Linked DNA regions of Homo sapiens: region 2 is linked to region 1. A link is a contact called in ENCODE Hi-C or POLR2A ChIA-PET data. All regions are on one chromosome and are shown on one strand. Each heading gives the region's core, a stretch centred on a gene start or an enhancer-like site at or near the end of the contact. The rest is flanking DNA. Distances are from core to core; before and after follow the strand shown. Region 1 holds the start of ZFP3 (ZFP3 zinc finger protein). Region 2 holds the start of PLD2 (phospholipase D2).

Evidence for each region. A loop is a pair of places that touch in the nucleus more often than their neighbours do. ChIA-PET counts read pairs that join two places held with the same protein, here RNA polymerase II (POLR2A). Pooled maps may share reads with other maps.
Region 2: a loop to region 1 is called in a pooled map, with 4 times the contacts of the local background. The contact joins the promoter of PLD2 here to the promoter of ZFP3 in region 1. A Hi-C loop is called at or near these places in 2 of 168 maps with a recorded cell type or tissue (dorsolateral prefrontal cortex and mammary epithelial cell) and 6 of 50 pooled maps. POLR2A ChIA-PET finds 5 or more read pairs at or near these places in 2 of 52 experiments (activated CD4-positive, alpha-beta T cell and naive thymus-derived CD8-positive, alpha-beta T cell).

The regions. Positions count from the first base shown.
Region 1 is chr17:5,076,594-5,081,375 of GRCh38, forward strand. ZFP3 (ZFP3 zinc finger protein) reads left to right here and starts at 1,874. Exons shown (of 2, transcript NM_153018.3): 1 at 1,874-1,982. It overlaps ZFP3-DT (ZFP3 divergent transcript), which reads right to left and starts at 1,520. Exons shown (of 2, transcript NR_186458.1): 1 at 1,294-1,520. RefSeq lists enhancers at 1,342-2,213, 1,581-1,650.
Region 2 is chr17:4,804,483-4,809,571 of GRCh38, forward strand. PLD2 (phospholipase D2) reads left to right here and starts at 2,670. Exons shown (of 25, transcript NM_002663.5): 1 at 2,670-2,743; 2 at 3,290-3,399; 3 at 3,502-3,632; 4 at 3,792-3,934; 5 at 4,618-4,723; 6 at 4,816-4,881; 7 at 5,011-5,069. The coding sequence starts at 3,291. It also overlaps a transcript of C17orf114 not described here. RefSeq lists a silencer at 2,221-3,010 and an enhancer at 3,406-4,605.

The DNA.
Region 1 (4,782 bases), core at 624-3,123:
TCCCAAAGTACTGGGATCACATGCATGAGCCACCACGCCCGGCCGGAAAATAGATATTCTGATTGAATCAGAGTTAACAAACTTCCCATGCAGTTGCAGACAGTAGGGCAAGGGAGTTAAGGATTTTAGTACCAGAGTGGCTAAAGTGATGGACCCTAGAGTCTAGGGCCTAATGGCAATGATGAATTCAAGAGAAAGTTTTCTTTCTGCTAGATTGTGTGTGGCATACAAACACAATATTCCCTTCTAAGGGTGGTCACTCCTTTCCCTATTTCATAGGATTATGGTGAGGCAAACACAGAAGCCCGCCGTCATCCTTGCGGGAAGGCAGGTGACCAGGCTTGGTAAATCACACGGTCCTTTCCCCCTTGATTGGTCCATGGTTGAGCACCAGACCCAAACAGGGCTAATCATAGTCCTTTGTAACTGATATTTGGGAAGGATAGTGTACTCTGAGGCAACATTATATAGAATGAAAGTCTTCAATGTGGTGATCTTGGAACTGACACCTAAAAACAAACTGGCTGGCTGGACGCGGTAGCTCACGCCTGTAATCCCAGCACTTTGGGAGGCCAAGGTGGGCCTAAGGTCTGACCTAAGGTCAGAAGTTCGAGACCAGCCTGACCAACATGGTGAAACCCCGTCTCTACTAAAAATACAAAAATTAGCCGGGCGTGGTGGCTGGCACTTGTAATCCCAGCTACTCTGGAGGCTGAGGCTGGAGAATCGCTTGAACCCGGGAGGTGGAGGTTGCAGTGAGCAGAGATCGTGCCATTGCACTCCAGCCTTGGCGACAAGAGCGAAACTCCGCCTCAAAAAACAAACAAAAACAAGCTGGAGGCCGGGCGCGGTGGCTCATGTCTGTAATCCCAGCACTTTGGGAGGCCGAGGCGGCCGGATCACCTGAGGTCGGGAGTTCGAGACCAGCCTGACCAAAATGGAGAAAACCCGTCTCTACCTAAAATACAAAATTAGCCGGGCGTGGTGGCACATGCTTGTAATCCCAGTTACTCGGGGAGGCTGAAGTAGGAGAATCGCTTGAATCCGGGAGGCGGAGGTTGCGGTGAGCGGAGATGGCGCCATCGCACTCCAGCCTGGACAACAAGAGCGAAACTCCATCTCAAAAAACAAACAAACAAGAAAACAAGCTGGCTGTGCAAAATTACAGAGGAAGTAACAAGGAAAGGTTCTGAGGTGAGAATGGGCCAAGCTTGCTCAGGGAACCCAGGAAGGCTAGCTGCAGAATGCTGTTTCCGTGGCCTCGGCAGCTTAACCTAGGCCTTTACTCTTAACCTTGGTAATTCCCACGCAATCTTGAGATTTCAGGCCAAACGTCACTCCTGCAAGCCCTTCCGGAACTCAAAGCATGTCTCCCTTCGCTCCCGCCGAGGAGAGACCTGTTCCCAGGATCTGCAGCCCTGTGCTTATCAGACCCACGGAGTCTGTGGAAAGGAAGGATGGGATAAGAACGATGCGGGTTGGGAGAGTTAAAAGGGTCGCGCAAACGGTCCCCGCGGGAATGCGAAGCGGATTCTCGAGTTCTTGAGCCTAGAGCAATGCTTGGGGAGCGACACGAGGGCGCAGAGCGGCAGATCGCGGAGCGGAAGTTCATCCCCGGAGCCGTTCTAGGAAACCCGGAGGACTCAGGTCGTCAATGATTCCGGGGCTGAAGTGGGCATCGACGGGTGCACTTTGCTGTTCCAGGGAGCCGGCTCGGCAGGCGGCGGCGACGTGGAACTTGGGCTAGGGCTAGAACCGGCGAAAAGCAAGCCGGAAAAGGCAAGGGGGCGTCGGTGCGCTGACCACCTGTTCCTCCAGCGGAGTGCGACGCGCGCCGATTGGCTGGAGTGCCGCCCGGGTACCGGAAGTGGCCGATGCCCGTCGCCAGTGACACCGGGACAACAGCTGCGGGCTCTGTGCGAGCGGCCCAGCAGCGCGGAGCCTCAGCGGAGTGAGCGAGCGCGGGGCAGTAGCGGCCTGCGGTGAGACCTCATTCCGTCGCGGCTGTGGGGGTAGGCGGGGGCTGGGCTCCCAGCTCCCTAGAGAGCCGAGCGGAAACCCTACGTTTAGGCCCGTTCTGACCGGGGTTCGCTGTGTGACCTTGAAGTTTATGCCTCCCTCCATTCCCCCCGCCCCCAGGCCTTCATTTCCACCTGCACACAGAGAGGGTGGGGCCTGGACACCGCCAGGGACAGTCCCAGCTCTGGTTTGGTGCCTGTCAGCCGTGGGGGTGGGAGAAGCAGGGACACTCCCTTCTGTACCGAGGTGGGGACCCGTGGGAGCTGTGGTTTTCTCAGACATTCCACCCCCAAGTAAACCGCTAGGACGAAATGGCGGGCAGTGTCACAAACTTAACGCCCTAGTGGCAGATTGTGCCCTGTGCTGCCAGACAAGATATTGGCTTATGAGGGGTGGTCGTGAAAAGGAGACAGGTTTGAGCTGCAAAGATAGAGCCCTATTGTGGGTCAGAGGGAGAAGAGAGGAAAGGAGGTTAACAGTGCCATAAATTAAATATCACCCAGATTGGGAAAAGGAACTTATTTTTACAAACAGTTATCGACACCAGCTATGTGTCAGACACTATCCTAGGCTCTTTAGATATAATGATGAATGAAATATCCAGTTAGCCATCAAGAGTATTACAGAGGCTGGGTGCAGTGGCTCATGCCTGTAATCCCAGCATTTTGGGAGGCCTAGGCGGGAGGATCACTTGAGCACAGGAGTTCAAGACCAGCCTGGGCAACATAGTGAGACACCATCTGTACAAAAAACAAAGAAATTAGTTGGGTAGTTGGGTGTGGTGGCGCATGCTTGTAGTCCCAGCTACTTGGGAGGCTGAGGTGGGAGGATTTTCTTGAGCCTGGGAAGTTGAAGCTGCAGTGAGTCTGGGCAATAGAGCCAAGACCCTGTCTCAGAAAAAAGGGAGGTATTGCAGATTCATTATATATATAAGACAGTTACACAAATTCACTTAACATTTACCAGGTATCTGAAATATGCTAGGTACTCAGAATACCAGGATGAATGGAACAGCATCCTTGCTTATGGTCTAGAGAAGAAAATAGGTATGAAAAATTAATAATGCAGTGGGGTAGCTGCTACAAGGTGAAGGAGTAGCTGTCTGCCTTAGAGCCTGGGGGTCAGGGAAGAAAATGGAGGGGGTCAGCTGGGCGTGATGGCTCATGCCTGTAATCCCAGCACTTTGGGAGGCAAAGGTGGGCGGATCACCTGAGGTCAGGAGCTCGAGACCAGCCTGGCCAACATGGTGAAACCCTGTCTCTACTAGAAATACAAAATTAGCCAGGCGTGGTGGCAGATGCCTGTAATACCAGCTGCTTGGGAGGCTGAGGTGGGAGAATCGCCTGAGCCTGGGAGGCGGAGGTTGCGGTGAGCCAAGATTGCGCCATTGCACTCCAGCCTGGGAGACAGAGCGAGGCTCCATCTCCAAAGAAAAAAAAAAAAATAGGTATCGTGGTTTCAGGACTGATTAATCCAGTGGCCCTGGCAGCATCTCCCTTGTTTTTCTGAGCTTTAGCTGCCCTCATCCACAGGCTGGTAGTGAGATGGCAGCAGCAGGTACAGGCAATAATATATGGAAGTATTTTCCTATGGTTCTCTCAGGATGGCAGGAAACTATTCCCAGAAGCTCCCAGCAAACGTCCTCAAAATATTGACCCAGATGAAGGTGGATGTCCATTTCCAAACCAGGAATTCCCGAATCCTTGCTGTTTCTGAACCAGTGCCTTGCAAGAATTAGGGCATTTATTTGACTGGGTTAACTCAGTTGGAGTGTCCTGCTGGAGCTCTTGGATGAGGTTAGATCTCTGGCAAGGAAAGCAAAGCCACTGCAAATATTTTTGCTCACATACCCCGTAAAATAATTTTGGAAGGTTTGTGTCTCTTTATACATTTGCAAGTTGACATCCAAAACATTTCCATTTCTCATCATAAATTTTAATGAGTTTCAAAGGATATTATTTTTGAGGTATTAAAATTTCGACATTTCAAAATAAAACCTCATCCCAGTTTCCCAGATACCTTCCCTTGGTTACCTTCCCTTGGAGCACAAAGAAGGTGCTCATCACATCCTTCACCCTCTCTGTAACCTCCATCTCTTAGCACCCCACTCCTCCCAGCCCCCCTTCATTTCCATCCGTATCTCACTTAGTCATCTCAGCTCTGTCCTGACTAACCTCCCTAGGCCTCGCCTCCTCAGTCTTCCACCACACATCTCCCTGGATTCTCAGGCTGCCAAAACTGCCACTGAAAGAAGTCAGGAGAGCATGGTGATTGGCCCCTCTTCACTCTGATGCTCTCCAGCTTGCTTGTTTCATGAGGTGGTGGTAAGGGTTAATGTCTGTAAGTTGCTTAGCACATGGTGAGAGCTTATCATTAGCCTCCACATCAAAATGTCAGTGCTGCCTGGCTCATCTCCCCTCCATATTTATCCCACCCCGTGCATGCTACATTGAAATCCCAATGTTTTTTCTGTTTCTGTTCTTTTTTTTTTTTTTTCTTTTTTGAGATGGAGTCTCACTCTGCACTGGAGTGCAGTGGCACAATTTTGGCTCACTGCAAGCTCGGCCTGCCCCGGGCTTCACACCATTCTCCTGCCTCAGCCTCCCGAGTAGCTGGGACTACAGGTGCCTTCCACCACACCTGGCTAATTTTTGTATTTTTACTAGAGGTGGGGTTTCACCGTGTTAGCCGTGATGTCTGTTTCTTTTCTTACTCCTCCTGTACTTCCTGGCCTCTTGCTTGCCCACTTTCTGTCCGGAATGC
Region 2 (5,089 bases), core at 1,420-3,919, 270 kb before region 1:
CGTGAGCCACTGCGCCCAGCCACAAGTGCTGTTTCATCATTCCCTGAGGGTGCCACAACGTGGGGAGTGTTAGGTTGCTGATTACAGGGTACTGCCTGAGTTACACAGAAATGTTTCTTTCTTTTTTTTTTTTTTTTGAGACAGTCTCACTCTGTCACCAGGCCGGAGTGTAGTGGCACTGTCCCGGCTCACTGCAATTTCTGACTCCCTGGTTCAAATGATTCTCCTGCCTCAGCCTCCCGAGTAGTACGCATCACCACACTCAGCTAATTTTTTGTATTTTTAGTAGAGACGGGGTTCACCATGTTAGCCAAGATGGTCTCGATCTCCTGACCTCGTGATCTGCCCGCCTCGGCCTCCCAAAGTGCTGGGATTACAGGTGTGAGCCACCGCGCCCCGCCTTCTTTTTCTTTCAATGAACTTTATTGAAGCAAAAATGCACATACAATGTAATGCACACATCTTAACGTACAGTTCCATGAGTATTACCAAGTGTATGCTCCTATGCAATCACCACTCCTATCAAAATACAGGGCATTCTTATCATCCTGGAATGTTCCCTCACGTGTCCCTTTACAGGCAATCTTTTCCCTACACCCTGCCACAAGCAACTACTGATCTGATTTCCATCACTATAGGTTGTTTTTGCCTGTTTTATAAGTTTAAGACCGGGTGCGGTGGCTCACGCCTGTAATCCCAGCACTTTAGGCCAAGGAGGGCGGATCATTTGAGGTCAGGAGTTCGACGCCAGCCTGACCAACATGGAGGAACCCCGTCTCTACTAAAAATACAAAAAATTAGCTAGGCGTGGTGGCAGGTGCCTGTAATCCCAGCTACTCAGGAGGCTGAGGCAGGAGAGAACCCGGGAGGCGGAGGTTGCAGTGAGCCGAGATCGCGCCATTGCACTCCAGCCTGGGCAATAACAGCGAAACTCTGTCTCAAAAAAAAAAATTAGCAAAAGGCCGGGAACGGTGGCTCACGCCTGTAATCCCAGCACTTTGGGAGGCTGAGGAGGGCGGATCACTTGAGGTCTGGAGTTTGAGACCAGCCCGGCCAACATGGTGAAACCCCGTCTCTACTAAAAATACAAAAATTAGCCGGAAATCCCTTGAACCTGGAAGGGGGAGGTTGCAGTGAGCCGAGATCACGCCACTGCAGTCCAGCATGGGCAACAAGAGCGAGACTCTGGCCGGGCGCGGTGGCTCACGCCTGTAATCCCAGTACTTTGGAAGGCCGAGGAGGGCGGATCACAAGGTCAAGAGATCGAGACCATCCTGGATAACACGGTGAGACCCCGTTTCTACTAAAAATACAAAAAAAATTAGCTGGGCGTGGTGGCGGACGCCTGTAGTCCCAGCTACTCAGGAGGCTGAGGCAGGAGAATGGCGTGAACCTGGGAGGCGGAGCTTGCAGTGAGCCGAGATCGCGCCACTGCACTCCAGCCTGGGCAACACAGCAAGACTCCATCTCAAAAAAAGAAAAAAAAAGAGCGAGACTCCGTCTCATAAAAATAAAAATAAAAATAAATAAAAAATAGCAAAAGACTGAATAGGCACTTTATAAAAGAAGACATACAAATGGCCAATCAGCACATGAAACATGGTCAATATCATTGATCTCCAGACAAATGCAAATCAAATTGCAATGATGTGCCCACAACACCCATTAAATGGCCAACGCTAAAGACTGACAATATCCAACGTTGGCCATGCCATGGAATAACTGGAACCACCATACACTGATTTTGGAAATCTAGAATGGAAAAACCATTTAGAAAAAAATCGTTTGGCAGTTTCTTATAAGTTAAACACACACTGATATGATCGAACAACTCCACTCCCTAGTTACCCAAGATAAAGGAAAACTATCCACGCAAACTTACAGGAATGTTTACAGGAGCTAAAACAATGGGCAAAACTAGAAACCCACATGTATATCAAAAGAGAAAAATAAATCTGCTTTTTAAAAAAGATTGAAATATCTTGTATTTTAATACCCGAAAAAATTTTATTTCCCCCTAGACTGCCAATTCCAGCTGAGCAGGCTCTCTAACCATCTTATTTACTACCATACTCTCAATTTCTGGCACGGAGTAAGCGCGCAATAAATGTTTGGTGAATGAATGAAAGAATGCCCGCTTTCATACACTAATGGGTTTGTAGCCACCACCCCTCAGGCCTTTTACGCCCTCATTCCTTCCAGGTACAAACGCTATCTGGGCTAGGCCAAATGTGGCTCGCAGCGGGTCCGGGAGCGGGGCACCTACCGGCAGCTCCCGCAGCGGAGGCGCGTCCCCCGGGCGCCGAGGCAGCGCCCGCGGCTGGAGGGGCCCGGGGCGGGCGCCGAGCCCGAGGGATGCGCGCAGCGCGGGGTGCCCCGGGAGGCAGCGGCCGGGCACGCTGGGACCGACGGCGCGGGACGCCCCGACGCCGGGCAGCACTTACCCGCCGCACCGAGAGAGCTACGCGGCCCCGCGGCCCTGCAGGGCACAGGGCGGCCCCCTGCCCGGGGCTCTCGGTGGCGCACTGGGCGGCGGGGCGGGCCGAGGGCAGCGGGGGCGGGACAGGACAGACGAGAATCCCGCGGAGGTGAGGCCGGGGGCCGCCCCGCCCCCGAGGGCAGGCCCTGAGCCCCGGCCCCGCCTCGGCCGGCCCCGCCTCGGCCGGGGCGTGGGCTCCGGCTGCAGCTCCGGTCTGCTCTCTTGGCTCCGGAACCCCCGCGGGCGCTGGCTCCGTCTGCCAGGGTGAGGGGGCCGGGAAGGGGCGCGCGGGGGTCCCGGGTCTCGGAAATCGGGCGGGGACGGAACGGGCTCGGGCTGCGGGGCCTCCAGACTCAGTCGCACGCTCAGATTTCGGGATTTCTACCCCCGGCTGGGATCGCGTAACTTCCTCATTCCCGCCTGGACCCCTGCCCCCGGCCCGCCTGGCCTGGCGTGAGCCCCGTAGCCGCGCGCTCTCCGGACCACCCAGGGCCGCTTCCCCGCGCAGCTGCTGCGCCGCCCCAGGTCGGAGCCTTCCGGGCCTGGCTGGGTGTTCCCCGGGGCTCTGGTTACGGGACGGGGCGGGGGGCGGGGGGCGGGACTGGGATTGTGGATGAAGGACTAAGGTAGGGGATGGGGGCTCGAAGGGGTCGGTGGGGCGTTGCAAACTGGTCAGGCGTCATCCGCGGGCGGTCAGGAGGCCGTGGGGGAAGAGGAGGATCTGGAAGAGATGGAGGACCTGCGGGAGTTAGGATGGGGGGCGGGTTCTGCAGGACAGCTCGCCTCCCTGAGGCTTCCCAATGTTCCTAGGATGACGGCGACCCCTGAGAGCCTCTTCCCCACTGGGGACGAACTGGACTCCAGCCAGCTCCAGATGGAGTCCGATGAGGTGGACACCCTGAAGGAGGGAGAGGACCCAGGTACACAGGGAAGATGGATGGCCCTCAGGGAGGAGAGGCGTTCGGGAGCCAGGGGGCTGGGGCCTGTTGTGGTCTACACTCCTCGACTTTCTTTCCTCCCAGCCGACCGGATGCACCCGTTTCTGGCCATCTATGAGCTTCAGTCTCTGAAAGTGCACCCCTTGGTGTTCGCACCTGGGGTCCCTGTCACAGCCCAGGTGGTGGGCACCGAAAGATATACCAGCGGATCCAAGGTGGCCAGACTGGCCCCAGGGAGGGGGAAAGGGAGGGCGGCCCGGAATGGATCCAAGGTGGCTGGGCTGGCCCCAGGGAAGGGGCAAAAGGAGGGCTGGCCAGAGTGGGGAGGCGGGGACCCACGCAGGGGACATCCATTCAGTTCCTCATACCCCTAGGTGGGAACCTGCACTCTGTATTCTGTCCGCTTGACTCACGGCGACTTTTCCTGGACAACCAAGAAGAAATACCGTCATTTTCAGGAGCTGCATCGGGACCTCCTGAGACACAAAGTCTTGATGAGTCTGCTCCCTCTGGCTCGGTGAGGGCGACCGGACTGCTTCCTGTAGAGGGCAGGTGCTCCCCACCCTCCTTTCTGTCTGTCTCACCCCGGGGCCACAACCTTTCCTCCCTGCAACTCTGGCCACTGTGCTGCCTCCCCTGACCCCAGTTACCAGGAAACTTTCCCTGCTCAGCTTTCCCTGTCCATGGTTCTGTGCCAGCATCTCAGCTGGGCGGGATGCCCAAAATGCTCTTGGCAGCCTCACCCTTTTCTAGTCTCCATTCCCAGGGTAGGGGGCCTCCGTTTTGCCAGCCTCTAGGCCTTTTGTTTGTTTTTTGTTTTTGTTTTGTACAAGGTCTCCCTCTGTCACCCAGGCTAGAGTGCAGTGGTATGATCTTGGCTCATGGCAACCTCCTGGGCTCAAGCAGTCCTCCCGTCTCAGCCTCCAGAGTAGCTAGGACCACAGCCACCACACCCAACTAATTTTTGTATATTTTGTAGAGATGGGGTGCTGCTGTGTTGCCCAGGCTGGTCTTAAATTCCTGAGCTCAAGTGATCCACCTGCTGCGGCCTCCCCAAGTGCTGGGATTCCAGGCGTGAGCCACCACGCCTGGCCACCTCCAGGCCTCTTCTTTTCCTCCGAGCCCCATCTCCAGTGTTTTCAGGAACCAGAGCACCCAGCCTCCCAGCTCTTACCTGACCTTCATCCATCCTTTCCACAGATTTGCCGTTGCCTATTCTCCAGCCCGAGATGCAGGCAACAGAGAGATGCCCTCTCTACCCCGGGCAGGTCCTGAGGGCTCCACCAGACATGCAGCCAGCAAACAGGTGGGACCAGATGCCAGGTCCTCCGGGAAGGCATTGGAGGTGCAAATGGCTCGGTCCCATCTGTCTCTCTCTCTCTCTCATCTCCACTTCAGAAATACCTGGAGAATTACCTCAACCGTCTCTTGACCATGTCTTTCTATCGCAACTACCATGCCATGGTAAGGTCCAGGGGCCGATTTTAGATGTGGAGCAGGATTATCAGACCCTCGGGGAGGAGGGCCAGGGGCCCCAGGGTCTGAGGGGCTGAAAGCCAGGTGTCTCCTCCGGGCTTTTGTTTTCCTCTGCAGACAGAGTTCCTGGAAGTCAGTCAGCTGTCCTTTATCCCGGACTTGGGCCGCAAAGGACTGTGAGTGTCTGGCCCCCTTC